2 separate regions of the Homo sapiens genome follow, and region 2 is linked to region 1. Evidence: read pairs that join two places in POLR2A ChIA-PET (ENCODE). Cell type or tissue: CD4-positive, alpha-beta T cell. All regions are shown on one strand. Each heading gives the region's core, and the rest is flanking DNA. Links, peaks and the distances in the headings are about the cores only.

Region 1 (17,191 bases), core at 5,457-13,456:
TTTGTTCCTCTCTGAGCTTTTAGTAAGCGTAGAGCAAGAATAACACTATGACATGTAATATATAAATCTTAAGATATTTTCAGCCTTCTTTGAATTTAGTTTGCAAGAAGGAGAGAATACTGTAGTATTCAAGTTTGTATTTTTATACTTAAACTTTGAAGACATAGCTTAATCAATTGTTTACAAATTTTTCAATAGCAGCATTCCAATTTTCAGGATCCTTTAAATATCAGTTTTCTTAGAAGTGAAGCTGAGGCTTGTGACAATCTCTTTTGCTCACATTCCTTTGAAAGTAGGTGGGAGAGAACTGCTATGAATAAAATGAGAAAGCAGAATTCAGATTTACTCTGAAGTATAAATGATTTCAGGCACAGTGCAGGACTACTTTTACAGCAGTGAAAAGACTATGACTCTGGTAGAACTCTGATAATAACATTTGAAATCTCTTTAGATAAAACTGAGAAGCCTAATGAGTAGGCCAGTGCTGTAGAGGGTACACTTTAGTTTATGAACTGCAATGCCACTTAAGATTCAGGAAAGTCTTCATTCATTTGTGATTTATTTCCTCGAGATATCATTGAGTCCCTAGATCCTAGATGCACAAATAAGACAATTCTTAGGGTCATACAAAACAGAAATGGTGAGAATATAAATTGCACTGTTGCTCTCTTGTTTTCAAAAATCAAAGTGAATCAGACTCCAAACAAAATGCCATGACTTATTAATTATTTGCCTGACACTGATAATCAAAATCTATCATGTAGCTGAAAATGATGGCTATCAAGGTTAAGAGGCTGGAGACTGAACGTCTACAACAGAATTTGAAATGTTACTCTCTACTATGTATTACAAGATTTTTTTTTTGTACAACTTGTATATCCCCAGTCTTACCTGTCATCAGCAAACCCATTGCTTTTTACCAACAGAAACTTTATTAATTTTTCCCTTCATCCCAACCCTTTCATATTGTGATGCAGTTACCTGCAAGGGACTCTCCATAATTGTGCTAATCGCTCAATACGGATTTCACAACCTATAAATTCCTTAATGCATTTTCAACATATGTATTTGCAACATACTATTGAAAATATAAAATTGAACACGTAAGGCCCCGCTGGGATTCGAACCCAGGATCTCCTGTTTACTAGACAGGCGCTTTGACCAGCTAAGCCACAGGGCCCCTGTTGGGCATATGTTCAGATATATCGTATTTATAACATTTTTGTAAAATGTATCAATTTGACAAAAGTGTACTTAATTTTGTGACAAAGAAAGCACATCTGTGTTTCTGAACCAGCAACAAAGCAGCAATTCCAACACTAAAAAAAATACTTTTCTTCAATGCAAGATTTCAGAATTTATTTCAAATTGAAATGAGTGAAATTTCTATTTCATGGTGACTATCTCCCCCTACAGGAAATATTGGATATCGCAACATATTTTAAATTTATTTCTCTGTTCGTGCATTCATTCTGTCCACAAATGTTGAGTCATTACTGCATTTCAGGTACTTTTCTAGGTATTGGAGAAAGAACATTGAATAAAACAGCAAAATTTTCTTCCATTATTGAATTTATGTTCTACAGGGAGATAAAACAACAACAAAAAACACCCCAAAACAAACTAACCAACTAAAAAAATCCAACAACAAACAAAAACACAAGTGATATGGAAACCAATCTCTTTACCGCTGGGTTATAGAACCCACGACACTACCTTCTGAGCTAATTCACTGCAATTGAGTAAAACCATTATGCTTCCTTCTATTTTATCTAATCTGGCACAAGAAAGTGAGCCTAGACGAGGACACAGTGATGTCGTGGAGATCTGTGGTCACCCTGCTTCCCACTTACCCAAACTAGGCACCTTGAGACCCTCTGTTTCAAAGACAGCTTTGGTCTCAACAGGAGATCTGCTGTTAGAAACAATGAGTTAGGTGTACACAGGGAGTTCTCCTGGATGGATATCTTTGCTTCTGTCATAGTCTTGTTCTGCTCATTTGCCTGCTGGGTTAAAATAGACTCAATTTCTAGACCCACATAGATTGTAAAACTGCGTGGATGATACAGAGAAGTAGAGAACAAAGTAGAGTACAATGTGATAGCCCTCACAGGATGCTGTGGGAACCTCTCACTTGGGCCTCACAGAGTTGCATGACCTTTTATCTCAGGTTCTTTGTCAGTTTAATGAATGCAGAAGGAGTCATGGAATGTTTAGCTGAATGCAGCTTAGCATGGGGAAAAGCAGATGAAACCAATATCCTGAAATATTTAAATAACTGCCTGGTGCTTTGCATATGCATTCATTAAGCATCCACAAAATGCAAGACCCTGGAAAGATGAGAAATTACTTAGGTTGAGGTTGAGTTTTTATTTTTTAACCAAGCCTGGTGTTGCTTCTGATTTATTTCCTGTGGGTCATGAACCTCTACTCACTACCTAGCTAATCACAAAGCCAGGTTATACCAATTTTTCAGCTTTATTGGCTGAGGTTTTTTGTGAAGCTTAGTTATGTATTCCCCGACTTCTGTTTCTCACTGACAGGTGTTTCATAAATCTTGGTATGTGTAAAACCCTGGAAGAAAAGCCCTTTGTTTCTCCTTTTGGAAATCTTTCCAAGATACAAGCAGACATTTCAACATAAAGTAGGTGCTGGAGTGGTGTGGCTACAGATAGATTGCTGCACCCTTGAGAGAAATTAACACTACGAAACCCCTGCTTAAAGTGTTTCATCCGGATTTCTGCTGACATTAGAAGGAAAGTTCTTTTCCTGATTCCCTGACTTTTGGGGCTATTCTTTCTAGAACCTACCTTTTCCCACAACATCTGTGTCTTCCCTAAACTTATGGCCTATCATAGCAAACATTTTGGCCAACATCCGCCTTATAAAAAGCCTTGCTCAGATCTTCAAATAAGCCTCAATACTGAGGACAGACAAAACCCTTCTTATTATTGTTAGAACTACCTTATCAGCATCAAAGAAGCACAGGATTGTAGTCAAGTTAAATAGATGCTGAGTCTGGTACCAGTCTTTGCAATATTACTACTGCATGAAGGCCTTCCACCACTTAAGTAGCAATGATATTTATTTATTTAGCTCCAAAAATGGCTTATTTTATTATTTTGTTTGTTTGTTTGTACCTTACTGAGCTAGTGCCATCATGCATTTACCACCCTTAAATCTTTAGAACAATCTTAGAAGGTGGTAACTTTCATTAATTTCCATGGAGAGATGAGAATGATAAAACATAGAAATATTAAAAAGTCATTTCAAGACCATGAATGCCATAGGTAGAGTAAAACAGTTTTCTTTCTGAAAATGTGGTTGGCAGACTGTGTAAGATACTTCCATACCAATATTAGTGCATTCATAAAATGCAAGCTTTTAATCTCACAATTCCCCTGTTTATACCAGATTTCTAGCAATGCTCACTCAAAGCTGCAAAACATTATTGTGAACCAGAGAACTTCACACCTCTAAGATAAACATGTGCTTTGCACTGAGTATCATATGGTACACGCCAAGCAAGCTCTCTACTTTTCGAGCAAATCATACAGCATGGGTTTTATTGAGCCCTATTACTCACTTGTCACTACAATTTTATTCTGTAATAGATCTAGGACCCTAGCTCTCTCACTAAGAGATAGCCTCTGAGTCAGAGTCCATAGATTTCTGCTACTCAGGCCAGTAAGATCTGAGAAAATGTGTTCTGGAGAATTGCAAGATCAAAATGTTTATTGCTTTAGCAGTTTTATCATTCACTTGTGGCAAAATAATTGACAAGAACTGATCCTTTAGGGTCAATACATACTTGATCCCTGTCTTCACTCTTGTAAGACTGAGTCAAGATAAAATAGACTAAAAAGAAAATTGAAGTAGAATGTGATACAAGTGAACATGAATAACCACTACAAATGCTATTAAATTACTGAGAAGAGGCCTAGAACCTGACCTGTTGGAGAGATGATATCCTACAGTATAAGGCAGCTCAGCTCAATTACAATATCTCTGAGTTTCAGAATCCATGTCAGCTGGATGGACAGTTGGAGAAGAAATGGGGGCTATTTTAGCCCCAAGAAGGAAAGAACAAATCTCTTTTGCTGAAATTTTTGATAAGTTGCTAAAAGTATGAGTATTCTTTTTTTTTGAGACCGAGTCTTACTCTGTCACTCAGGCTGGAGTGCAGTGGTGTGATCTTGGCTTACTGCAACTTCCACTGCCTGGGTTCAGGCAATTCTCGTGCCTTAGCCTTCCGAATAGCTGGGACTACAGGCCTATGCCACTATGCCAAGCTAATTTTTGTATTTTTAGTAGAGACGGGGTTTCACCATGTTGGCCATGCTGGTCTCGAACTCCCGACCTCAGGTGATCTGCCCGCCTCGGCCTCCCAAAGTGCTGGGATTATAGGCATGAGCCACCACACCTGTTTGAATACTAACCTTCCACCAGGGCCAGGAGGGACGAAGTGCCATTAATGTGTTCTCAGAGTGCTGTGCTACTAACTAGAACTGGGCTCATGGAAGCGCCTCTGGGGATCTGCCTGTCTCCAGCCACCTCCTACTGGTCCTAGGTAGCACCAACTACTTCTTTCCAGCCACCTCCGTATCTCAGATCAGCTCTCCTCCACTCCCGCCTCACCCAGTCTACTTGGCTCTTTAGAACTCATTCTAGAAACTGAACGGGCTAGAAATGGGGGCTGTTCTTCTGGGCCATTATTCCCCCCCACCCAAATTCCTTCAATTACTCAAATTTCTTTAATTTTCTCCAGATGATCAAAGGTTACAGTTTTTCAGCATTGGTCCAGCTAGGATACTTAGAAACGCGTGATTAATAATTTGTCTTTTGTGTTTTAAGAAAGATCTCCACAACAAACCTGGATCCCCTTTTGAACAGTCCTTTCCTCATGCCTACCAGTGTTTGAAAGTAAAAGTTTTCCATTAAAAAAAAATTACCTCAGTTTCTTCACATACAGCCAATGCCAACAAGACTGTAGGGCTTGGGTAGGGTTGGGAAGAGAATCTTTGGAGAGGGGAAAAAAAAGACAAGGCAACAAGCGTAGACACTCTCTGCTTGGCTGACTGGTTGGGGCACCATGATGAATACTAGTGTTTTTTGTGTACAGATTAGATCGTAAGTCAATTCAATTTTGCAAGGGTTTTTCCGAGACTGTCTCCACTCCAGTATGTTGAAAAATTGAGGCGACGTCAAGGTACTGCTCAGTACGTTGAGAAATTGAGGCGACATCAAGGTACTGCCGTGACTCGGATTCGAACCGAGGTTGCTGCGGCCACAACGCAGAGTACTAACCACTATACGATCACGGCACGCCACCAGAGGCCGCTGCTTGTGGGGCTCTTCCTTTGCTTATTTCCCAGAAACGTCTGTTTTTGTCATCTAAAGAATGGTGCAGTCTTTCGTCCTTATTTACACACCTACCCAGTTTACTTCCTTATCCACTCCCCGTCCCCAATATTTTGCTTATGGCAAAGAAGCCAAAGGTAACACATTAAGTTTCATTATATGGAATTTTCCCAGCGTGGTGGTTGTTTTTGGGGGTTGGTAATACTGTGCTTGTAAACTCATTATTCTCACTTCTATCTCCAACCCACGCATGTTTCTTGCTCAGTTTAGCAGTGTGGTCCTCAGATCTTTGGCAACAAAAGGAAGAGGGCGCTGCTTTGAAGTGGACCTGCCAGATCCCATTTTTTGCCAAACTAGTCAGAATCTTCGGGGGCTTGGCATGGAATCTGGCATCTCGACAGGTGCCAGAAGTGAGTTTCTCATCACGAGGAACTATGTGGCTTCGTCCTGACCCAGGTACCTATGAGAAGCCAGTGAGGCGCTCGCGCACTCAGCCTGCCCACCTGAGCCGTCAGGAAATGTCCGGCGGCGCTCGCACCTCAGAGTGAAATTTCTTTCTCCCTTTCATACCTAGTTTGCCAGAAGAGGGAGATAAAAGTGCCTCTCCTGTGGCTCCAAAGCTCCGTGGGACTTCCCTCCTGCCCCGCTTGCTGTTTTAGGAACGTAGCCTCTAGAGTCAAGGTCCTGGTCGTGTTTTCCCCTTGATACCAAATGATTTTCTTTCTGTAAAATCATTCTGGTCTTAAACTCCTGAACTCAACTGATCCGCCCCTCTCGGCTTCCCAAAGCGCTAGGATTACAGGAGTGAGCCACCGCGCCCGGCCTCTTCTCTTTACCTGGTTAAATTTGTTTAATGCTTCAGCTTCAACTCAAGAAAGCTTTTCAAATCAAGGAAGCTTTTCTTGACCTCCCGTCTCCACGCAACACATGGTTCCTTGGTTTTTTTTTTTTCCTTCCCTCCCTTCTTTCCCTCCTTCCTTCCTTCCTCTCTCCCTCCCTCCTTCCCTCTCTCTTTCTTTTCTTTTCTTCTTTCCTTCCTTCTTTCTTTCTCTCTCTCTCATTCTCTTTCTTCCTTCCTTCCTTTTCTTTCTTTCTTTCTCTTTCTTCTTCTTTTTTTTTTTCTCAGAGTCTCGCTCTGTTGCCCAGGCTGGAGGGCAATGACACAATCTCGACTCATTGCAACCTCCACCTCCCGGGTTCAAGCGATTCTCCTGCCTCAGCCTCCCGAGTAGCTGGGATTACAGGCGTAAGCTACTACGCAGGGCTAATTTTTGTATTTTTATTAGAGAGGGGGTTTCACCATGTTGGCCAGGCTGATCTATAACTCCTGACTTCAAGTGATCCACCCGCCTCGGGCTCCCAAAGTGCTGGGATTACAGGCGTGAGCCATCATGCCCGGCCACTTGATTCTTTTTCACTTTTCCTTTAGTGCTCTTATATCAGTTTGTAATGTATAATACCAGAGTTATTTGATTAATGTCAGCCTCCATCCTCCCGCTCCATATGCCCCAAGACGAGGAATATCTATTTTGTTCAATAATCTATCACTAGGGCTCCCCATTTGGTAGGTTCTTTATCAATATAGTTTGGCTGCAGAATGAATGAATGGGTGGGCAGAGACTACCATCCAAAGCTCTATGAAAGCAACTTCTCCCAGCAGCATCTGGCCTAGTTCAGCAGGCTTGCCTTTTGACCTTTGATGGGAAAAGATTGGTAATAATTTAAAGAAAGGTTGGGAGGTCAAGACAGGAGTATTGCTTGAGGCCATGAATTTGAATCAAGTTTGGGCAACATAGTGAGACCCTGTCTCTACAAAAAAAATAAAAAAATTTAACCAGGCACAGAGGTGCATGCCTGTAGTCCCCATTACAAGGGAGGCTGAGGCAGGAGGATCACTTGAATCCAGGAGTTTGAGGTTGCAGTGAGCTATGATTGTGCCTCTGCACTGCAGCCTGGGCTACAGAGCAAGATCCTCCCTCTAAAATAATAATAATAAATTTAAAAATGAAGGGAGTTCAAAATTACCCCTGCAGCTATCCATAATAAAGCTTCTCAGCAGAGCCAAAATAATGTGCTTAATTTCCTAAAATTTTCTTTATCTCCTTTCCTCTGTCTGGATTACACAAAAGTATTCTAATTACTAATAGGTTTACTGAATGAAGAATTACCTGTTTCCTAGCATCATTGTTATTATTATTATTATTATTATTATTATTATTATTATTTTATTTTATTTTATTTTTTGAGATGGAGTCTCGCTCTGTCGCCCAGGCTGGAGGGCAGTGGTGCGATCTTGGCTCACTGCAACCTCCGCCTCCTGGGTTCAAGTGATTCTCCTGCCTCAGCCTCTTGAGCAGCTGGGACTACAGGCGCGTGACACCACGACTGGCTAATTTTTTGTATTTTTAGTAGAGACGGGTTTTCACTGTTTCAGACAGGATGATCTCGATCTCCTGACCTTATGATCCGCCCACCTCCGCCACCCAAAGTGCTGGGATTACAGGCATGAGCCACCGCACCCAGCCCTAACATTAATTTGTTTGATCAGGGAAGTGACCTAAGGGCTTTCTCAGTCTCAAAGACATGAGCTCCATCAAAGAAAATGCAGCCAGTAAGAAGGAAATGCAAGCTGCCTCTGTCTCAAGTCTCTTTGAGTTAGATCTTTCCTTTTCCTTTGCTTAGGGCCTTCCCCAACCCCATTTAGAAAGCTGCTGTGAATGAAAGTGCTTTTCAGCATTTTCTGCTGGGATGTTTTTGGAAATTGGGTTGATCTGCATGTGCTTCTCCATAAAAAGAGGGAAAAGCTGTATCTTTGATGTCATAGGCCTAGAAAAAGGCCTCTTTCCTTGTGCTTATTTTGGAAGGCCATTTTGAAGATTTCATCTGACACATTCACTACAGTGATTCTGGGAAGAATAAGAGACAGGCTGGCACAGTTGAACCTACCAGTTCTACCTTTACCAATGCCATGCACTCTTCTACTTCTGAATTTCTAAATTTTCTGTAAGAAATAATTAAAAGCCCTCTTTCTTTCAAGGGCATAGTTCCAGCAATATTTTCCTCTTTCTCCTGTATTATTAAATAAAATTCTATTTGATCTCTATAGGATCTTTCGCATCAGCATTCAAAGCTGCTTTTATTTCTTTCATCTGAAAGAATTGTTCTCTTGCTTTCACTTTTCCTTTCTGCTATTGATAGTACTGTCTTTCAGTTTATAGCCATATTTCCTTGAAGTGTCATCAAACCCAAATCTTCTTTCATCTCATTTCTTTATTACACTCCTTCATCTTGCTTTCTTCTTCAACACTCCACTTAAACTGATCTTTTACATTTCACTAGTTGAAATGGCTATGTTAGTCCTCAACTTATATGATTTCTCAACACTATTTGATACATTGGATTTCTACCTCCTCTTAGAAACTGCTGTGGTCTGAATGTGTTCCCCAAAATTCTTATGTTGATAGTTAATTGCCAATGTGATAGTATTAATAAGTATTAAAACAGTGGCCAATATGTAGAGCCATCTCTCCATATCTAGAATGCACATGTCTGGGACTCAAGAAGTAGAGGTGTGAGTGGCACTTCTCATTATTCCTCAGTGATCCATTCAGACAATTTTGTATCCTATCCCTGTGACCTTGATCGAGCTCTGAGGGAATGGGTGTCTTTGTGCCCAGTGGATAAATATTTCCACTAGAGAGCATTGTCACCTTTCAAATCAATTGAAACCTGAAAACTGCTTCTGGCCATTTTAGTCTTTTCATGCCACTGAACCAATATGCAGGGAAAAGTGTCCCTCTACTTGGAGTGATTGCTTCCAGTTTCTAGGAGGTAGTTTGGTGTCTGCTGTACAGTGGAGGTTAAAGAAAACAAAAAACAAACAAACAAACAAACATTACTAATCCAGAGAAGTCTCTAAATGTTTTTTGCCCACAAGCCATGGTCAATTAAAAATTGTGACAATGAGATAAAGAAAAGATCACAAGGACACAGATCCCACAGGAATAAAGGCATATTTTATACTACCATGTAAAGAATTCAGCCAACATGCTGACAGAAGTCAGGATAACAAGAAATGAATTTTATTTTTATTTATTCATTTATTTTTGAGATAGGGTCTCATTTCATTGCCCAGGCTGGTGCCCAGGCTGGGGTGTAGTGGCATGATCATGGCTCACTGCAGTCTCAACCTCCCGGGCTCAGGTGATTCTCCTACCTCAGCCTCCCCAATAGTTGGGAGTACAGGCATACACCACTATGCCTGGCTAATTTTTTGTATTTTGTGTAGAGTCAGAATCTCGCCATTTTGCCCAGTCTCATGTTAAACTCCTGGGCTCAAGTGAGCTGCTCCCCTTAGCCTCCCAAAGTGCTGGGATTACAGGCATGAGCCACCACACCTGGCCTAAGAAATGAATTTTAGAAGGAAGCTGTGATTACTAACCTAAGCCTTATGATCAGCTACAGAAGCAAGGTTCATAACAGCTTTGTATTATGTTAACTAAGTACTTCTCACTTTTTACCCCAGTACATTCTAGGAAGGTGAAGACTAACATTTTAGTTTTAAAGTAGGATTATGAACAAACTGGCATCACCCCCATGAGCTGGCTGTGATTTCACAAATTCCATGTTGGAATGCAATGCAGACTTTTCACTTGAGAAAAGGATAGTACATGCCAAAGGGCAAAAGGGATGGACTGTGCTAGATATTTACTTTTGCCAGCCTAGATTCACTGTCCTCTTCTTTTTTTTTTTTTTTTTTTTCTCTGAGACAGAGTCTCGCTCTGTCACCCAGGCTGGAGTGCAGTGGTGCAATCTTGGCTCACTACAACCTCTGCCTCCTAGGTTCAAGCGATTCTTCTGCCTCAGCCTCCCAAGTAGCTGGGATTACAGGCGGCCACCACCATGCCCAGCTAATTTTTGTATTTTTAGTAGAGACGGGGTTTCACCATGTTGGCCAGGATGGTCTTGATATCCTGACCTTGTGATATGCCCACCTCGGCCTCCCAAAGTGCTGGGATTACAGGCGTGAGCCACCGTGCCCGGCCCACTGTCCCCTTCTTTCATCCTGTGTCCCTAGGAGGCTGATCTATACATGAATTTGATCCTTGTCCTTTGGCTGCTGGTCAAATTTGGCTGATGAAAAGTGAAAATATGTCAGAGAGAGGAAGGAGTTCTTTCTGTTTCCAGATTTCCTTTCCTCTCATTGCCCCTTTGGGCCTAGGTGTGGTAATTACTTATATATGGTATTAGCTTCAAAATACTGCACTATCTCTTGTGGCTTCCTAACACCTTGCTCACTTCTTTTTCAATCTTCAAGCACCCAATTGGTTGTTGTTGTTGTTGTTGTTGTTTGTTTGTTTTTTGAGACGGAGTCTTGCTCTGTCACCCAGGCTGGAGTGCAGTGGTGCAATCTCAGCTCACTGCAACCTCCGCCTCCTGGGTTCAAGGTCCTGCCTCAGTCTCCTGAGTAGCTGGGATTACAGGTGCCCACCACCACGCCTGGCTAATTTTTTTGTATTTTTAGTAGAGACGGGGTTTCACCATGTTGGCCAGGCTGGCCTCGAACTCTGGACCTCAAGTGATCTGCCCGCCTCGGCCTCCCAAAATGTTGGGGTTACAGGCATGAGTCACTGCATCAGGCCCAAAGTACCCAATTTGAAGGACTAATCTCTCCTGATGGGACACTGGCTGACATATTGACCTCTTTTAGCTTATATGCTGCTGTGTTTACAGATATTAAATGAAAATACAAATAAGATATTTACTTTCAAAATATAGTCATTGACATGGAGTTTAAACCCATAAGAACAGATGATCTTAGCCAAAAGGCTGAAAACACTTGGTCTTAGCCAAAAGGCTGAGAAGCGGTGATGATGTGGAGTTTAAGAACCTGATCTGGGCTGGGCGCGGAAGATCACGCCTCTAATCCCAGCACTTTGGGAGGCTGAGGCCGGCAGATCACGAGGTCAGGAGATTGAGACTGTCCTGGCTAACACAGTGAAACCCCATCTGTAGAAAAAATACAAAAAACCTAGCAGGGAGCGGTGGCACGCGCCTGTAATCCCAGCTACTTGGGAGGCTGAGGTAGGAGAATCACTTGAACCCAGGAGGCGGAGGTTGCAGTGAGCGAAGATCGCGCCACTGCACTCCAGCCTGGACTACCGAGCAAGACTCCGTCTCAAAAAAATAAAAAAAGAACTTGATCTGGTAAACCCAGAAGGCATAACGAGAACTAAGAATAAGAGAATACCTCATTGAGGAGGTGCCATATTATGAAAATTGAAGAATGAATAGGAGTTACCCAAGGAGAGGCTGGTAGGACAAACACTCTGGGCTTGGGAAATCGCAAGTGCAAAGCTACAGGAGTACCAGATAGAATCAGACAGACCAATCCCTGAATACACTTTCTAATTCCAGTCCGTTAATTTTATTAAATCTTACAGCTTCAAGTAAATTAGAAAATGCACTGGTTTCTTCAAAAATGGCAATTTTGCTGTGAATAGAAAAAAGTTAGCAATTCTGCTGTGAATAAAGTTAGCTTTTAATAAGTCAAGCAATATCAACGTACACCAGCAATTTTACCTCCTTTTTTTTTTTTTTTTTTTTTTTTTGGTGTTTTCCTTTGTGTGATTCCAAGGCATATTTGGGATCTCAAGTTGATTTACTGATGGCCAGTTCTGAGTCCAGATACCAGTCAGCCTTGTAAACAATCACTATTCCTCCCAGGTGTTTACTATTACACATAGAATCTAGCTTCCCAGGTAAGTGAAGCCATGTCAATAGTTAGCCTGATATAAAATTATATTATTCCGTCTTTAGTTAAGCACCCTTCATTATCCATAATCACATATATTTCCCATATTTTGTCATTGTTAATTATTTAAATCATGCAGCTCCTCTGGGGTATAAACCTTCACATATTTTTAGATGTGACTTTACTATTTTGATTTTCTCAGAATTATTCCTTACAAGGAATGCATGACAACGACTCCATCTGTAATAGGTATGAAGATGAGGGGGAAGGGCGGAACTGAGGAAAAGCATGTATGTATGCATTTTAAAAATTGTGTGTGTTTTAAAAATATATTTTTTTAAAGTATATATTTTAAGTGTGATTCCCATTTTCAGGAATCTTTAGCTATTCACTTTAAACTATTGTAAACACTGTTTGAATAATTAAGTCTAGTTTTATTCTTTCTCATTTGGTATCTATTAATTCAGATATGATCATGATACTCTTCTGGTAGAACCTTTCAACATCTCCCTTTAACAATTCTTACCCAAGTTTCTATATACCTTAGACTAAAGCACATGAGACCAGATAGTTAAGAGAAGGCAGTTATGTGTGTGTTCCATGTTGAGTAGATAATATTCTGATAGCTTTTTCTCCTACTAATTGAGAATCTGATTGGATAAGTAACACCACACTTTCTTTTCCAAATTAGAGTCCAAACAATACCCACCTCAAAAGGTTGTGAGAAATAAATAAGCACATTCATATTGCATATGTAGCCCATAAGTGGTCGGCACCAAATATCTCTTATAGGTGTTTTTTTTTTTTTTTTTTTTTTTTTTGAGCTGGAGTCTCACTCTGTCACCCAGGCTGGAGTACAGTGGCACAATCTCGGCTCACTGCAACCTCCGCCTTCCGGGCTCAAGCAATTCTCCTGCCTCAGCCTCCCAAGTAGCTGGGACTATAGGCAGCTGCCACCACGCCCGGCTAAGTTTTTGTGTTGGGATTACAGGCATGAACCACCGCACCCAGCCTAAAATGTGTTTCCACCTGGTTTCGAACCAGGGACCTTTCACGTGTGAGACTAACGTGATAACCACCATACTACAGAAACTCATTCCATGGTTTTTTTAAAGGTTTCCTCTCCTCTCTTTTGAGCCTCAAATATTCATTCTGAAGTTTCTTCAGTATGGGGCAAAGCTGGATTATTTCTCAGTACAGGAAAAGTAAAGAGATTTGCTGAATCTGGGGTAGGAAAAGTTAGTGGAAGAATCTCCCATTTCTTTTATAATTGTTTTCTATCACCTTCCATGTGCAATGATTGAGGCATTTAAAGCTCTTACAGGAGTATATCAAACTAATAAAGATTTTTAGAATGTCTGTACATTTTCTTATTTCTCTAAAAAGAAAAGACCCGCCCCTCCCCGGCCTTTAAATTCCCTGATGAAAGTAATTACAGGCTCATGCCTGTAATCCTGGCACTTTGGGAGGCCAAGGCAGGCAGATCACCTGAGGTCAGGAGTTCGAGACCAGCCTGACCAACATGGTGAAACCTTGACTCTACTAAAATTACAAAATTAGCCGGGAGTGGTGGCACACACCAGTAATCCCAGCTACTCAGGAGGCTGAAGCAGGAGAATCGCTTGAATCTGGGAGGTGGAGGTTGCAGTGAGCCGAGATCAGGCCATTGCACTCCAGCCTGGGCAAGAAGAGCAAAACTTCATCTCAAAAAAAAAAAAAAGAAAAAGAAAAAAAGTCAAAGAGCAATACCAGCTATGCACTTATGCATGCTAAAGTCAGTCTCACAGATACTATCATAGACCTTACTTAACATTGATATTTATATTCATGTTAATATATGTCATAGACATGGAAATACACTGCCCAGATCCTCCTTCAAGGAAGGGCTTGCAGCCCAACTGCAGAGAGCACAGTTAGCAGATAGACACCAGCTGTTAGCTTCCTCAGTGTTTGCCTCAGCTGCAGAGCTCCTCCCCACTCAAGGCTGCATCCTTCCCCGGGCAGTCCTCATTCAGTGACCCACAGAGGAGTTAAAAAGGGTGGTCTAGAGCCCCTTTGGCCCAATGTGGGGGCAACTTGACAGGCATACTGGCTCCAGAGCTCTCCACTGGGTTGGTTGAGCATTTGTCTGGCCTGTATCATAGTTTGACATTTTCCTTTGCCCAATCCTATTTCCTTCACCCCTTCACAGATATTGAGCCCTAATAAACATTTTGCATCCCAAACTCCATCTCAGCATCTGTTTATCGAGAACTCATATGTCACTACATTATAATTTCTCGTTCTGCATCTCTTGCATTTCTTTTTCAATTGGGCTTCTGCATGCAAAGACTGGGAGTAGCAAACAAATCTATGTGTATTGAATTACAAACTATGTCCTCTTAAATCTTTGTGAAATACATAAAGTTAATACTATTTTTTGGTGTCTTTTTTAAGTGGCTTGAATTCCGTAGAGAAAAAATAAAGATGTATACATGTAATATTTCAATTAATATATATCCTATCCCCATAGGCATAGAGAGCGTAATGGGGCCCTCCATTTTAGAGAGGAGATAAACAAAGATGACCTCTTTATAGGTGTTACTTGATCAGAGACCTACATAGATTGAAAAAAAGTGAGAAAGGTAGTTATCAGGGGAAGAGGGAATTTAAAGTGCAAAGGCCTTAAGACAGAAAATGTGTTTGGCATTTTGTGGGAATAGCCAGAAAGCCTTGAGGCTATGAAGTAAAAGCAGGCCAAGTAATATCAAGAGGGGGTGGGGCGGAGGAAGGAAACTCATAGGGCTTCCTAGGGTAGGTAAATTAATGTGGACAAGCAATCAAAAGCAATAGCAATCCCGATCTAATAAATTTGATAATACAAATTAGCTAGACAGAAAAAGCTATGTTGTATCCTAAGCTACTACAAGAGTGCATTAATACACCTGCTCCAAAGAAATGGGACTAAGGATTTACAAATATGGGATTCAGGAAATTCTGCATCCCATATTCTCCTTCCATCGGAATCAAATTCTAATGCAAATGAGTCACTAGACTTTCATCACCTGGGTAAAGTTACTCTTAAGAGTTAGACCACTTAAGAATCAGGCTGCCCTTTCTTGCTTTTCAAGAATACTTAGAATTGCAAAATTTGCCTTTAAAGAATGGCAAGTATATCCCATTTTTATGGCTGTTTGACAACACTATTAATGTAATAGAATTATTACACTGGAGGCCGGGCGCTGTGGCTCACGCCTGTAATCCCAGCACTTTGGGAGGCCGAGGCGGGCGGATCACCTGAGGTCAGGAGTTCGAGACCAGCCTGGCCACCATGGTGGAACCCCGTCTCCACTAAAAATACAAAAAAACTAGCCGGTCGTGGTGGTGTGTGCCTGTAATCCCAGCTATTCGGGAGGCCGAGACAGGAGAATCGCTTGAACCTGGGAGGTGGAGGTTGCAGTGAGCCGAGATCGCGCCGCGCCACTGCACTCCAGCCTGTTGGAGACTCCATCTCAAAAAAAAAAAAAAAAAAAAAAAAACCACTGGAATTAGTAAATAGATTTCAGGGATTTGTACGTTTGATTTCACTTATTACCCCTGCTGAATAAGCTTCTCCGGAGTATCCTACAACAACTTTTGGGTCTTCATTGCTTTCCAGTGGGTTAATTTAGAAACATTGTAAAGAGTTGCTCCAGCCCAACCGCGAAAGAAGCGCTTTACAATGTTATCTAGCGAAGCAAACATGAAGTGAAACAAACATGACTGTGTCCAGCTTTCTCTAAGACAGTGTAGAATGGCTCTGAAAAGAGCCTTTGTTTTCCAGTTTTCACAACCTCGCTCCTTATTTGGCCTTATGGTGGCTCTCAGTCTTCTTAGGCAGCAGCACGGCCTGGATATTGGGCAAGACACCACCCTGCGCGATGGTGACTTTGCCCAGCAGCTTGTTGAGCTCCTCGTCGTTGCGGATGGCCAGTTGGAGGTGACGCGGGATGATACGGGTCTTCTTGTTGTCGCGGGCCGCATTGCCAGCCAGCTCCAGGATCTCAGCGGTCAGGTACTCCAGCACCGCAGCCAGGTACACTGGCGCGCCGGCTCCAACCCGCTCGGCATAATTACCCTTGCGGAGCAGGCGGTGCACTCGGCCCACGGGGAACTGAAGCCCAGCCCGAGAAGAGCGGGTCTTGGCCTTGGCGCGAGCTTTACCGCCTTGCTTGCCACGTCCAGACATACTGGTCACAACTTACTGAAAGTAGCCAACGAGGAAAGGCAGCGCCTTTTATAAACACTATTGGGCGCGAAAAAGAAGATATGTCATTGGTTAGGGTTGTAGCTTAGTTTTAACCAATGGAAGTACGTCTTTTGGATTTGCAGATTGGGTTGATTGGGTATAACTAACCTCTGACGTCACCCTAATAACCACCAATCAGATACAGGACTTTCACTCTTCACCTTATTTGCATGAGAGGTCCTATATAAAAACGACTCCTGGTACCTTGCTCCCATTACTTCCCGTTTTCTCGATCTGCTGCTCGTCTCAGGCTCGTAGTTCGCCTTCAACATGCCGGAACCAGCGAAGTCCGCTCCCGCGCCCAAGAAGGGCTCGAAGAAAGCCGTGACTAAGGCGCAGAAGAAGGACGGCAAGAAGCGCAAGCGCAGCCGCAAGGAGAGCTACTCCGTATACGTGTACAAGGTGCTGAAGCAGGTCCACCCCGACACCGGCATCTCCTCTAAGGCCATGGGAATCATGAACTCCTTCGTCAACGACATCTTCGAACGCATCGCGGGTGAGGCTTCCCGCCTGGCGCATTACAACAAGCGCTCGACCATCACCTCCAGGGAGATCCAGACGGCCGTGCGCCTGCTGCTGCCCGGGGAGTTGGCCAAGCACGCCGTGTCCGAGGGCACCAAGGCCGTCACCAAGTACACCAGCGCTAAGTAAACTTGCCAAGTAAGCGTCTTAAAGCCCAACCCCAAAGGCTCTTTTAAGAGCCACTTAAATTATCGATATTAGAGCTGTAAACACGTGTTCCTAATCCAGGCTTAAATTCGGGCGATCTTTTTAAAGGGATTATCATGATCTTATCACACTGAGTAATG
Region 2 (14,575 bases), core at 4,188-12,187, 760 kb after region 1:
GACTCTGCATCTGCTCTAGATCCTACAGAGAAATGTTCTCAGAACAAAACCTGGAGGCTCACCTGCAACCTTCAGCTCCACCAGGGCTTTTTCATAGAAGTCACCATCTTGGAAATAACACAAGTACTTTCCACTGTCAGAGGCTGTGACGTTGTGTATTCGGAGAGCAGCCTTCCCTGCAGTGATGCCATCCCGCAGAATCGAAGTTCTCCCTCGATACGGTGCACTCTGCCTGTCTTCCACTTCCTTTCCATCTGCATACACGTTCACCACCTGCCTTAGGCTGGAACTCACCCACTTCAGCTCCATGGTCTCTGCACTCATGGTCGGGAACAGGTGACAGGGCAGATCAGCGTCTTCACCCACCATGGCCAGGATGGGCCCAGAGGGTCCAAGCACAGAAAACTGAGCTGTAGGCACAAGGGGGAGGATCTGTCAGAGGGTTTTGGAGTTGGGGTCATGAGAGGAAGGGTGCTTCTCAGACAGGGAAGGCGAGATACAAAGAAACTGGTGGGGGAAACTGATCTTAACAGAAGCACCATTTGTCTCTTAGTGACGGGTGAACCTTCAGATCGGGATGGACTTCAGGTTTGGGAAGGAGTCAAAAGTCCTATGAGGACATAATTAGGTAATTGTCTGCTTCAGAAACAAGCGTGGAATTGTTCCCTACCTGAGTGAGGCATGAGCAGCTGAAGCAAAAGGAGGCAGACACGAAAGTTGAGCAGAAGGAAGGCCAGGAAACTTGCCATTTTCATTCATGCTGCATATCAGGAGATACTGGAAGGTGGGGGGCAGACACTATGACCTGGAAGAAGCTATAGAATTCCAAATGGAAACCTCCACTTCCCTAGAGCTAACTCAAGTATGGTGACCGAAGAAGATCTTTCCTCTGCCAAAAATTCTGTCCTTCAGTGTCTTCACCTTTGAGTCCCAACATTGAAAATCACCTGTAAAAACATGTCTATGTGAAATGCACATCTGTTATTCGATCAGAAAATCCTCACTGTACTGTTTAACAATATTCAGAATCCTATGACTTCCCCAAACTTCCCCTGCCAAGTCCAACCCACCACAATCCCCCTCTGATTCATGCAGGACACTCTTCACTGGGCTCCCTGGTTCCACCGGGGTCGACCGCTGTGGGTGTCCCACACTGTGGACTCCTCAAAGCCCCAACTCTTGGCCATCACCATGGTCAACTCATGGCCTAGTGGACTCCTGGTAGGATTAAGGAAGACTGCTTGGTGGGGGACCTGAAGTCAGTCAGGGGCTGAACCCACCACATTTAATCCAAGGCTAGTGATCACAGAGCTGCAAATAAGACCAGGCCTTACTTACCTTTTCTTTCTTCCCTTCATAAAGTCATTCAACAAATATTTACCAAGCACCCACAAGGGGCCAGGCCCATGATATAAGGGTTAGGGACACAAAGAGGGTAAGCAATAAGTAAAGGCTCTAAGATTCACAAGCTCTTTGGTCTCAGACATGGGACAAAACCATTGCAACTTTATTTACTTATACAATATCATGAAGTGTGAAATTTAGAATTGCACAGTTGGCCCAGCAGTTCCACTTCCTGATGTCAAGTCGAGCAAAGTACTTGCATGGGTGCAGACAGAAGCCTCTGTGAGAATGACACTGCAGCACTATTTTTAAAGTATAAAAATGGTAACCAACTGAACCAGCCACCCATCAGGAGACTGCTTAGAGGAATGACGGCTCATCCCTCGGAGGGAATTCAATGCAGCAGGTAAAAAGAGTTGATTTGTTGTCATGAACCTAGATAACGGAGACACACTAAGTGATCAAAAAACACCTTGCACAACTATACTAAAGATTCAATTGAAGAACAGAAGCAAAGCTATCCATTTCTGCATAACTATTTATGTAAATGCCTGAAAAACTCAAAAAAGACGCATGCTAATCTGAAGATCAGAGGTTAGTGAGTGAAGGGACACTTGGCCTTTTGTTCCCTTTACTTTTAAAATATTGGAATGCTTTAAATTTAAAACTTTTCGTGTATTACTTAACAATAATTATTATGAGTTACAATAGTGACGGGAACATATTAGCTGCTCAGTAAATACTAACTCCTCAACAGTTTCTTCCAAAACAAAGGAGCATGAGGCCTGCAGCCATAATCCCTCTTGCTGTGGGTCTGGGAATGGCCTCTGAGAACAAGATCTGCAGAGGGAGGTGGGGAGGGATGTAAAGGAAACAAGAGAACAGAGATCTGTGCAGCCGGCCATGCTTCACCCCTGCCTGGATCTTGCACCCACCCAGAGTAAACAATGCATTTCACCACATCTTTTGCTCCTCGAAACTGCTCTTTATGTTGCTATAGAGGGGGTATCATTTTTATTATCATTTTCCCTGAGTTAACAATTTCTCTGCTGTCCTTAGAATGAGACATAAGTTTTTCTTCTTCATAAAGGATATATTTTTTTTCCTGATTATAGTCAATATTGCAAATGAAAAAAAGCATAAAGGAATACAAGTTTAAGTAGTGGTTCATGCCTGTAATCCTTGCAATTTGGGAAGTTGAGATGGGAGGATCCCTGGAGCCCAGGAATTCAAGACCAGCCTGGTCAACATAATGAAACCCCATCTCTACAAATCAATCAATAAATAAAATAAAATATCTATAGTAGTAGTCATATACTTTGGTAGTGAAAAGGTAAATATTTCTGGAAGTATTTTGACCATATATATATAAAGGGCCTTAAAAAAAGTTATATGCTTTGCTAAGGAATGGCTATTAAAAGAAAAAAAAAAGGTGTGTGCTTTGACCCAAATGTTCCACTTGTAGGAATTAGTGTTGCAGAAAAAAGAAAATCAGGAACTAAGACAAAAATTTATGTTTTAGGCTGCTCAATACAGTAAAATCTACAATAGCCAAATGCAGAAAAGAGAAATAGTCCAAACTAGGGAAGTGTTTAAAAATAATTTTAAAGGCTGGGTGTGGTGGCTCACGCCTGTAATCCCAGCTCTTTGGGAGGCTGAGGTGGGCAGATCACCTGAGGTCAGGAGTTTGAGACCAGCCTAGACAATATGGCGAAACTCCGAATCTACTAAAAATACAAAAACTAGCTGGGTGTGGTGGCGTGCACCTGTAATCTCAGCTACCCAGGAGACTGAGGCAGGAGAATCACTGGAACCCAGGAAGCAGAGGCTGCAGTAAGCCGAGAACATGCCACTGCACTCCAGCCTGGGTGATAGAGCAAGACTGCATCTCAAAACAAACAAAAAAATTGTATATTCATACAATGAAATAGATTGTATCCATTGGATAGCATTCGTTAGGTTTGGGGGAAATGATGAATAAAAGGAAAAACACATACTGTTCCTAAAAGATTTTAAAACAAGGTTTAATGTATGGATCTAACATTGCTAAAATTATAAATAATTGCCCTTCATTAAAAACACGATTCCTAAAGGCTGCATGGAAATCTCTTTTATGATTGAACCATGCATTGTTTGTCTATCCCCCGCCTGTTGTATATGTATGCTGGTTCAGGTTTTTCTACATTTTTAATACTTCTGTAATGAACAAATTTACATATGAATCTATAAAGGACACCTCTTTTTAGAATCTCTTAGAATAGATGCCTTGAGTTGTCCAGAACAGATTTTAAAGATTGTTTGCCCTTTTCTGACTACAATACGTTCTTAAGAACATGCAATTAGACTATTTCTTCACCAAATCCCAAACTCTGCAGGTCTTTATTCTTTGCACTACTTCTCCCCTTTCCATGTGTCCACATGTGTGCGTGCGCACCCCCTCAGGCACACACCCCTTTCTCTGGGTGAGTACTCTCCCTGCATGCCCACTCACCACTCTCAGCGATTCAGCCCCTGTCCTCCCAGGCATTGTGAACCAGGCTCTAATCGACTTCCCCCACTCACCTCTTAGCATTCCCCTCTGAAAATCACAGCCCACAGAAGAAAGGCAGTTAATAGTTCTCCATTCTTTCTACTATGGTTAAATCTCCTTCTGGAAGAAAGGAAAAAGAAAGCAGAGACTGTCGGGTCATCGTGAGGAATAATAACAATCTCTCTTTGGAAGAATAAGTTTTTTGATTGGCTCAGAGGTGATGTTTCTCATCAGTTGCTGGGCAGAAACCACTGAGGAAGGCTGAAATGAAAACTGAAAGTACATTGAATTGTACACGTTGAAGAAAAATTCCTGCCCTACCTCCCTTACTGTTTATCTCTTTCATTCTTGTGTGTATATACGTATTTCTATATAGTCACTTGTCTTAAGTCTTTTATCATAATAGAAATATCAGCAGAACACAATGGGAAAAGATTTTAATGTGGTGAAGAGAGAAAGATGAGCACTAATTAAAATGCTACTGTGGCAGTTTGCTAACATTTGCTTGCATGAATATGGGTACATGGAGGAGGAGGAGATTTTACTACAGAGTCAAATAAACGTATGAATGGAAAGAAAACCAGACACAATGCACTTTTTTTTTGAAACGGAGTTTCACTCTGTCACCCAGGTTGGAGTGCAGTTGCAGGATCTTGGCTCACTGCAACCTTCGCCTCCCAGGTTCAAGTGATTTTCCTGCCTCAGCTCCTGAATAACTGGGATTACAGGTGCTCGCCCCATGCCCGGCTACTTTTTGTATTTTTAGTAGAGACAGGGTTTTGCCATATTGGCCAGGCTGGTCTCAAACTCCTGAGCTCAAGTGATCCTCCCTCCTCAGATCCCAAAGTGCTAGGATTACAGGCTTAAGCCACTGCACCCGGCCCACAATGCACATTTTTAAGCACCTCCAGCATCCAGGCTTAGGATCTGTTATCAAAAAATGTAATTTTTCTGGCTTCCAGAGGCAGTGCTGCTTGACACGTTTTACCTTTTTCAGCAAATTTTTAGTGCAGGTGTTTCTGAGCATCTCCATTCACCCTCAGCTCCTGTTCTGTGCTACACTGTATTTTCCTGTGTATTTGTTTCTCCTGCTGCCAGTGGAGTACATATTCTCTGAGGCCAGACTCTAGATAAACTGTGAATGCTGTCTCTGTAAGATGTCTATAAAACAAATTGGTTCTTCCTGTGGCCTAGGACCTCAAAACAGACTTTCTGGGATTGCAAGTCAATGATCGAAGTTCCTAAGGCTAAGATGTGACTGGGGCTGATGCAATTTAATTATATTGTAAATGTTTGAATTTAGACTGTGTAGTATCTGATTGAGATGGCTGGTCCCTTCTGCATCATGCATTCCCCCTTTCTTCTTGGTGATAAGGCCTAATTTTCTTAGGTACTACAACGTTCTTTTCCATCTGGTAGATAGCAGAGACCAAGGGACAAAGTTGGAACCAGTGTTTTGTAGGTGACAGCTGTGGGCTTATGCTTCTCCAAGAGATCCTTCAAAGGAGGGGCCAAAAGAGCTGGGAGTGTGAGGGTACACTCTCTGTACTTCCTCTTCCTCTTGCCTGCGATGTAGGCTTTTGACCTGGAGGTGCAGCGGCCCTCCTGGGACCATGAGGCAACCTTGACATTGGAAGCCACATGCAGAGACAGCAGAGAATGAAGTCAGAAGCAGTCTGGGGCATGAATGACACCTCTGAGGTGCCAGATCAGCCCTGGACTGCAACCACCTGAATTGATTTTACATGAAAACAAAACAAAACAAAACAAAAAAAACAAGAAAACCCTTGTTTTGTTTAAGCCAGTGGTATTTCTGGTCTCTGTTATCAGCAGAAGTACAAAATTTTTCCCTCTCCCTTTTTCCTCCCCAGCAGTTTGTCATAAAACTTCTAAAACATAAAGCAAAGGTGAAAGAATTTTCAGTGAATACCAATTACCTACCATGTAAATTGTATTGATAGAGTTAATATTTTACTAAACTTTCTTACTTTATTATAATCCATATCACTATTCATTCCCTATCCATCCATCATCCTTATTTATTTGTTCATTTGCTTCTTTTCTTTCTCTTTTTTTTTTTTTTGAGATGGAGTCTCGCTGTGTCTCCCAGACTAGAGTGCAGTGGCATGCTGTCGGCTCACTGCAACCTCCACCTCACAGTTTCAAGCAATTCTCCTACCTCAGCCTCCCGAGTAGCCGGGATCACAGGCACCTGCCACCACACCCAGCTAATTTTTGTATTTTTAGTAGATGGGGTTTTGCCATGTTGCCCAGGCTAGTCTCAAACTCCTGACCTCAGGTGATCTGCCCACGTCGGCCTCCCAAAGTGCTGGGATTTCAGGCGTGAGCTACTGCACCTCATTTGCTTATTTTTAAATTCATAGTCTATCAGAAGCTGTGTTGCTTGAAATTATATCAGTAAGAGTGATCACCCACCCTTGCCTGAAGGATCCAAATCACTTTGACACAAAGAAGCAGCTGAGGTGCTAAGCTTCAGATTAGGAGTTTCTGGGCCCAATAATTCATATCTCTCAAGTTTGTAGTTTCCAAAGTATCAGGCCCCTTGCTCCATTTCTCATGCAGTCCTTCACACAGAACTCTGGGAAAGAAATCTTGGGAAAGAAATGGATGTGAAATGGGGCAGAAATGAATTCAGTGATTCAACAAATTTTTATTGAGAACCTATCATCTAGTAGTTCTCAGGCACTGAAGTTCAAAATTAGTGAGTAGAAGTTGCATAATGGAGTGGATAAGAGCACTAATTCTCAAGCTAGGTGGCCTGCGTGACCTTGAGCCAGTTACCTAACATCTCTGTGCCCAGTTTCCCTATCTGTAAAATAAGGACAGTGATAGTACTTGACTTCTTGGGTTGCTGTTGTGAGGATGGAATGAGATAATGCATGCAGTTTGCTTACAACAGTGTATCAAAAAAAAATGTCACAAGAATGTACACTTAGTGAAAGTGTACTCAGCCCTCCTTCAAGACCTAGGCCCTTGATGCTATCTTCTCTTTGTCTTTTACAAGACCTAGTGCAGTGTCCTGCATGCAATAGGTGTTGAAAAATGCCCAGAAATCCGTCTCCTTTGTTTAGTTAGTCTCATCAACAAATGTCCATTTCTCATGGATATCATGCTACCTCTTGTTGCCATTAAGAACTCTCATGAACACACATTTTCTTTATGCTGTATCTAGATATCTGTCAGCACATCCAAGGCACACTGCCTTACTATCTACTGTCTCGAGATTTTTTTTTTCTATGTTCATCTGTTCTCATTCACAACTCATTAGCCCTGGAACCCAAAGCCGGTTAACTAATTACTCAAGGTCTCTGTTTATTCATCTGTAGGGCAGAAATGAGATCTGTTCCATAAGTTATTTAAGGAGCAGTTAGCACAGGCCCTGCAAGTAGTAACCCTCAATGAATTTCATTGTCTTCCATTCTGAAAGGCTCAATTCTGATCCCTGCATTGATGAGTCCTAAATCCACTTCCCCTGGAGACAACATCAACAGATGTCTGCTGTGGAGTTGGAGTTTTAGTGGGAAGGTGAAGGGAAAATATCTGAAAAGTTTGACATGAGGAAATGTGTATGTTTAAAATAGAAGTGAGGTAGGTGCAGGGAAGATGGGAGGAAGGAGGTGCCATTTACATTGTATTCTATGGGATGATGTCTGCTGGGGTTGCACAATATATCCCATCCTCATCCGGTGGGCCAGATGTTAGGAGATAGGGAGACCAGGAAGGAAGCTACTGTGACAGTCTAGGCAAGAAATTATGGTGGCTTGGCAATGGGGGATAGGAGACTTTATTGATTACTAACTTTAATACTAGGAAATACTTACATAGAACCTGCTACCATGCTGGTATTGTGCTAAGAGATTTACATGTATTAATACGACTCATGACAACCCTAAGAGGTAGAAACCTTATTTCGCACATTTAATAGATATAAAATCTGAGGTCCAGAGAGGTTAAATAACTCCCCAAGGCCACATGAGTAGTTTCTTTCTAAGCTGGGCTTTGAGTCCAGGCTGTCTCACTCCAGAGTCTGTGATGAAACCACTGAGCTAGACTATTGAAAGGAAGTATAAATAGCAGGGCCTGGCTATCAGTCAGAAGTGGTAGGTAAAAGAGAGCATGAGAAGGCTGAAATGACTCTTAGGTGGTGTCACTCATTCAGTTAATGATGGGTAGGCAGGGTTGATGGGAATTTAGTTTTGGACACACTCATTGTGAGATGTCTAGTGGGCATTCAGGGAATGCGTGGGGCTGGAGACAGAAATGCAAGTGCTGGTGGGAGTCTGCTTATGGGATAGAGCTTTGAAAACGGATTGGACCCCACAAGAGCATATGTGGTGTGAAAAGAGAGGCCAAGACGAAAGCCTAAGGAATATCAGCAGTTCTGGAGCAAGTGAAGCAAGAATTCTGAGAAAGATCTCCCTAGGAGCAGGGAAAGGCCAAGAAGAGGGCCCTGGGGATTGATGAGGCAGACGCCACATAGGCAGGAACACCTACTCAGGCAGGTCTATGAAGAACTCAGTGTTGTCCATAAAGGAAGGACAGAAGTGTATAATGACAAGCGAGGCCCAGTGTCTCACAGCTATAATCCCAGCACTGTGGGAGGCTAAGGCAGGAGGATCGCTTGAGCCCAGGAGATCAAGGCAGCAGTCAGCGATGATCACACCACTGAACTCTAGCCTGTGTGACAGAGCAAGATCCTGTCTCTCTAAAAAGGAAAGCACGGGGGTGGGAGGGGAAAATAGAAATGTGTAACGGATTTAATGGTTGGGAAACCATTAGTAACTGATAGAAACAATGCTTATGGGCTGAGAGTAGTGGCTCTTGCCTGTAATGTAGCACTTTAGGAGGCTGAGGCGGGCAGTTCACCTAAGGTCAGGAGTTAGAGACCAGTCAGGCCAACGTGGTGAAACCCCGCTTTACTAAAAGTACAAAAATTAGCTGGGCATGGTGGCACAGGCCTGTAATCCCAGCTACTTGGGAGGCTGAGTCAGGGGAATTGCTTGAATCTAGGAGGCAGAAGTTGCAGTGAGCCGACATCATGCTGCTGCACTCCAGCCTGGACAACAGAGCAAGAGTCTATCTCAAAAAAAAAAGAAAGAAAGAAAGAAAGAAAAAAACAAACAATGTTTATGGTGTGGTACAGCAGTGGCCATCATGATGGCAGACAGTCCCTGATGGCCATGTATGTGTTCTCTTTCTGAGACTTTGCTTGTATGAAAGTAGAGACCTAGAGAGAGGTTAGCATGTTTGTATTGCCCAGGGAAAGAGGAAGCAGGGCAGTTACAATGGGAGAACATTGAGCTTCTTATATGATGTAGCCGATAGAGTCTGGAGTGGACCCCTTATGATTACTCCTCTTGCAGTTTGCAGCCTGTACTTTCCCTGAGTGTGAGCTGAACCTGTGGCTTGCTGCTAACCAATAAAATATGGTAAAACTGATGGGATGTCCCTTCCATGACTACACTATGTAGTGTAAGACTCTCTCTTGCTAGCTGACCCACTCTAGAGGCTCTGTCTTCCTAGTTGGCTATGAAGAGGAAAGTAGTCATCATGGGGATCCACACAGCAGGGAGCTGAGGAGGCCTGTAGGAGCTGAGAGCAACCTCCAGCTTCAGCCTGCAAGGAGTTGGGGCCCTCAGTCCTACAACTGTAAAGAAATGAACTCTGTTAACAACCTGAGTGATCTGAAAAGAGGACTCTCCCACAGTCGAGACTCTAGATGAGGCTACAGCCTGGCCAACACCTTGACTTTTGCTCTGTGAAGTTCTGAGCAGAGGAGCTCACTAAGTTCTGCCTGGACTTCTGACCCACAGAAACTGAAATGATAAATGTGTGCTGTTTTAAACCACTAAGTTTGTGGTAATTTGTTATGCAGCAATAGATCACTAATGCATTAAAGTGAAACAGGCATGACAACAAACATGCAGATAAAGAAGATAAAGAGAAAAACTTGTGTTTCCAGCCCTGACCCGTTGCCTGGACTACACATTTATTACTGACCTGCCTACTCTGCATCTCCACGGGGATCTCTAGTAAGCTCCTCAACCTGAACGTATCCAAAACTGACCTTGGATTCTATGCTGGCTCCTCCCCTGGCCTCCAAAACCTGCTTCTCCCTCAGTTTCCTCATCTCAGTAAGTGGCAACTCCATTTGTACCATTTCTTAGGACCAAAACCTTGTGGTCACCCTTGATGCCCTCCTTTTTCATACCCCACCTGTAAGTTTATCAGCAAAGCCTTTTTACTCTGTCTTGAAAATAAATCCAGCATCATAACATTTTCATGGCTCCTCCCTGGTACAAGTCATCTGCATCTTTCCCCTGGATCACTGCAGTAGCTCCCAGCTGGGTCTTCAGGCCTCCATCCACCACCCCTACCCACAGCCCATCTCAGTCTAGCATGTGAAGTAACTTCTTAAAATGTAAGTAAGTCCAGTCCTTTTTCTGCTTTAACCTTCCTGTGGCTCCCCTCTGAGAGGTAAAGCCCAGGTCAGCATGATGACTTTCAAGGCCATATATGATCTGGCCCTCAACCCCCTCTGGCCTTGTCACCTCCTAATCTCCTGATCACCCTGTGTGCTCTGCCCACCCCAGCCTCATTGCTGTTCTTCACACAAACCACAGTGCTTCTGCCTCTGTGCTCTGGCACTGCTGTTCTCTCAACTTAGAATGCTTTTCTCCCAGGTATTCTGTGCCTCACTCCCATTGCTCATTACCACTCTTTTAGAAATTGTGATTTCCTATATTCCTTCCCCTGATTTATTTATCTCCTGAGCAGTTATCATCATCCAACACACCATATCTGTTACTACTTATTTTGTTTTCTGTCTTCTACAATGATAAGGAATGGGACTTTACACTTTGTGCACTTCTCTGCCCCCAGTACCAAGAACACTGATTGGCATGTAGTTAGTACTCATTGATTTTTGTTGAATGAATGAATGAACTGAACACAGAAGTCCTAAGGGAAACTGGAGAGTGAGAGTCCAGGGTGTGGATGGAGAATTAGCCTGACACAGGGGAAAGGATACCTGCTTCTTAAATCAGAGAAAATAGATGAGGAGGGGCAGGAGCAGGTCAGGGCAGCAGCAGGAAGTTTGGAATCTCCTCCTTCTATTTTCTCTCTGAGGTTGAGGGAGCCCTAATGAATGTCATTAGTGTCCTTCCAAAAGAGACCCTACAGATCTATCTTTATCCTTTGGCATGTGAACAAGTCTATGGGCCCTCACCACACACCATTATGCTGGGGTGTTGATCTTAGATTTCCCAGCCTGCAGAATTGCAAGAAATAAATTTCTGTTGTTTACAAACCATTCAGTCTTGGTGATATTTTTGTTATAGCTGCCCACATAGACTAAGACATACACATTAACACAAACAACCTTGCTTTCCATCTTTACAAATCAGGTATTGAAAAAATCACTCCTGATTCTTTCAATATTGTGTCTATTTGTAACTGCAGTAATAAAATTTTTGATTACTTAAATTTTTTCAGTCCAACTGGATTACTGAATTGTCTAAAACCTAAAATACTACCATTCAAGCTAGAATTTTAGATGCCTCATTTTATTAGTCAGGGTTCTCCAGAGAGACAAAATCAATATGATATAGATATAGATATAGGCATAGATATAGATGCACATACAGATATAGATGTAGATACAGATCTATGAGCAGGCATTTATTAAGGAGATTGGCTCATGTGATTATGGAGGCTAAGAAATCGCACAACAGCTCATCTGTAGGCTGGAGACCCTGGGATGCTGGTAGCATGGCTCAGTTTAAGTCTGAAAGCCTCAGAACCAGGGAAGCTGATTGTGTAACTCTCAGTCCAAAGCCAAAGGCCTGAGAACCCAGGGCCTCCTGGTACAAGTCCTGAAGTTCAAAGGCCGGAGAGCCAGGAGTTCTGATGTCCAAGGGCAGAAGAAGAAGAGTGTCTCAGCTCCAGAGGAGAGAAGAATTTGCCTTTCCTCTGCCTTTTTGTTGTATTGGGCACCCAGCCAACAGAAGGAGAGAATTTCCCACTGACTCACTTGCCAATCTCTTCTGGAAACACACTCACAGACACACCCAGAAATAATGTTGTACCAGCTGTCTAGGTATTCCTTAATCCAGTCAGGTTGACATCTAAAATTAACCAGCACATGGATTAACTTCCAGGATCCACTATTCTAGTTTCAAAATGTGGTTTTGGGATTCCTAGAGAGAACTCTGATGTACTCTTAAGGAGTCCCCAGTGTTAATAATATTTTCACAATAATAATAATGAAACATTAATCGTTTTTCATCTCATTCTCTCAGTAGTGTGCAGTAAAGTTTTTTTGAGCTAACATGACCTATGATATACCAATAGGTTTAATACAAAGGCAGATATGATAATACAAATATCTCTTATTAAGCCAGACATGAGATCTGGAAAAAGTTAACCAGTGTCACACTTTTTGTTTTTTTATTTGGACACAATAGATTGCTTTTTCACAAAACATCCTATCTACATTAACCTATAACTGATTTATTAATGCTATTTTAACATAAATTAAAAGATAACATTTTAAATTTTTGTTTCAATGTCAAATGTCATAAATATTAACCCAAATAAACAAAAGCTCTTTAAAGTCCTCAATAACTTCTAAGTGTCTAAAAACATAATTAGATCAGGAAGTTTGAAGCCACTGGTGTCCCCATTGAACCTGAATGCTGACGTAGACCTGGTCCAGTACTGCCCTGCTCGACCAGGACCTCAAACCTCAACCACACTCAGGGACTAAGTACTGACCCCTTGTTTATTGCAGGGACATCTGAGCCAAACCACATCCACATGAGTCCATGTTCTTCATTCATCTTCATCCCAGGTCCAGGCCTGTGGGTGTGTGCTGTGGAAATCCTGGGGTTGGGTGGAAATGAGCCATCATCTCCCAGGACCCTTTAGCTCTTATGGTGGGACTTAGCCATCCTTACAACCTTGGTCCCTCCCAGCTCTCTGGTTCCACTTCCTCTATCTCTGATCTGCATATCTGGTTCCCTCTCCCTTCTGGTGGTCCTGTGGATTCCTCTCTCCTCTCTCATCCTGGTGAACCCTGTTGGCCTCATTCCAAGTCCACAGCATCTGGTGCCAACTGGCATATTGGGCTTAATGTGGTTATCCTGATTTTAAACAGTAGGTTCGCTGCCCAACAGCTTCTCTCACTTTCTTTTTGACTGGGAGCTATGAAACAACTAGTTCCCTATGCCTGGATCCCATCCCATAATTACAAGCAAAGGAACTACTAAAGCCACAGACTAGTGAGGAGGAGAAAACTGGGGCAGAGGGCTGGAGTGGGTGTGAAAAAGGCAGCTGGAAGATGTTCTCTTACGTGACCAGAGGGGAGGAGGGCGTGTCTTTCATTAGGGGGGTTGTGCGGTGGCTGCTGAGATGGCCAGGGCTTATCTGCATGGCTGTGAGTCCAAGGAATTGATTCTATAGGCTCTGGTGGGTCCCCACTCTGTGAAGTTTCAGGCCCTCTTCAGGCACCATGACCCCACTGGCTCCTGTGAGTGCAGGGCAGATGAAGATGGGGCTGTCATCAGACCCTAACCTGAAGAAGGGCCTCACAGGCACAGTAAAGGCTGAACGGGGACATGTGTAGATGTGCGATCTGTCCCTCATGTTGTAGAAGGAGACATCTCCAGCTTCATAGTCCAGGAAGACGCCCACCCGGCAAAGGGACTCCTTCAAAGGGAGAATCCTCTCAGGGGAGGACAGGGCCCGGTATTGGTTTCCAAACATCTCCAGGGTCCAGAAGCCATTCTGAGGAATCAGCAGGACCTCCCCTTTCCTCTCAACACTGTGTCTGCAGACCCCCACAGTCCACACCATCACGTTTTCCACCTCCACCTCCCAGTAATGTTTCCCTGAGGCGAAGCTCTCCCATCCCAGGACACAAGGCTGACTGTCGAATCTCTCTGGGTTGTCAGGCACTCTCTGCCTGTAGGGGCCCCGCCTCACACTTCTCCGGTCCTCTGACAGGAAGAGCTCGGGATGAGCGGTGTCTGGATCCAGGACCACATCAGCTGCAGAGGAAGTCTCAGGTTTATGCCTGGGGTCTCAGGAACCCTGGGGATTGTGTGGTTCCTGGTCCCCAGAGAAGTCTCAGAAAGCTGAAGGGGGTTCCCCATGTAGTGGCCGTTTCCATGAAGGTCCCCTGATCCCAGGCAGCTCATACCCTGAGAATTACGGAAGCTGCACTTCTATCTCTCCAGAGACAGAAGCAGTGCCCCCAGGTTGAGAAGAATTGTGGCTCTATGAAATCCAGAGAGTTTAGGAAATGAGCCAAAATTAATGGTTCCCAGTTTTTCTCAGCATTCTAAGATCTGATCCCTTTTCTATTCAAGATATATGATCTCTGGGACTTTCTTTAGTTAGAAACTTTCCAACTTGGCTTAAACCATCACAGAAGCTTTATCTCCTATTGTTCCCCCACATACCTCTCAATGGATCAATTAAGTGAGTCTATCATTACACACTGTCCTAGGTGGTGAAGGACCTCTTCGTTGGTCCTATAGGTTGTTTTAATAGGTGACAACTGATTTAAGTGGCTGACAAGGGCACACTTCAAAGGATAAAGAAGGAGAATAAATGTGTGCAAAAGAAAACCTGGTGCCTGAGGGATGTGTGGGCAAAGTTAGGGAAGAAATACTTCAA

Evidence for each region. ChIA-PET counts read pairs that join two places held together with the same protein. Peaks named below come from ENCODE experiments on the same cell type or tissue, not always from the same donor. Only the 100,000 strongest peaks of a DNase experiment are listed, where the experiment ranks them.
Region 2: POLR2A ChIA-PET joins it to region 1 with 6 read pairs; 3 of 35 experiments call an interaction of 5 or more read pairs at or near these places.

The regions. Positions count from the first base shown.
Region 1 is chr6:27,146,260-27,163,450 of GRCh38, reverse strand. It overlaps H2BC12 (H2B clustered histone 12), which reads left to right and starts at 16,596. Exons shown (of 1, transcript NM_001312653.2): 1 at 16,596-17,090. The coding sequence starts at 16,653. The coding sequence ends at 17,033. It overlaps H2AC12 (H2A clustered histone 12), which reads right to left and starts at 16,345. Exons shown (of 1, transcript NM_080596.3): 1 at 15,889-16,345. The coding sequence starts at 16,322. The coding sequence ends at 15,936. It overlaps MIR3143 (microRNA 3143), which reads right to left and starts at 15,825; the gene lies at 15,763-15,825. It overlaps TRH-GTG1-5 (tRNA-His (anticodon GTG) 1-5), which reads right to left and starts at 5,324; the gene lies at 5,253-5,324. It also overlaps TRT-AGT6-1. RefSeq lists silencers at 5,164-5,213, 14,130-14,179 and enhancers at 15,959-16,208, 16,539-16,998, 16,253-17,169. In CD4-positive, alpha-beta T cell, for the core only: no CTCF peak of the experiment used is centred there; a DNase peak (open chromatin) is centred at 8,560; H3K4me3 peaks cover 1,166 bases; H3K27ac peaks cover 1,198 bases.
Region 2 is chr6:26,391,744-26,406,318 of GRCh38, reverse strand. It overlaps BTN2A2 (butyrophilin subfamily 2 member A2), which reads right to left. Exons shown (of 8, transcript NM_006995.5): 8 at 11,445-13,944. The coding sequence ends at 13,352. It overlaps BTN3A1 (butyrophilin subfamily 3 member A1), which reads right to left and starts at 4,044. Exons shown (of 10, transcript NM_007048.6): 1 at 3,907-4,044; 2 at 671-947; 3 at 63-410. The coding sequence starts at 755. RefSeq lists an enhancer at 4,077-4,136 and a silencer at 7,936-8,025. In CD4-positive, alpha-beta T cell, for the core only: no CTCF peak of the experiment used is centred there; no DNase peak of the experiment used is centred there; H3K4me3 peaks cover 672 bases; H3K27ac peaks cover 931 bases.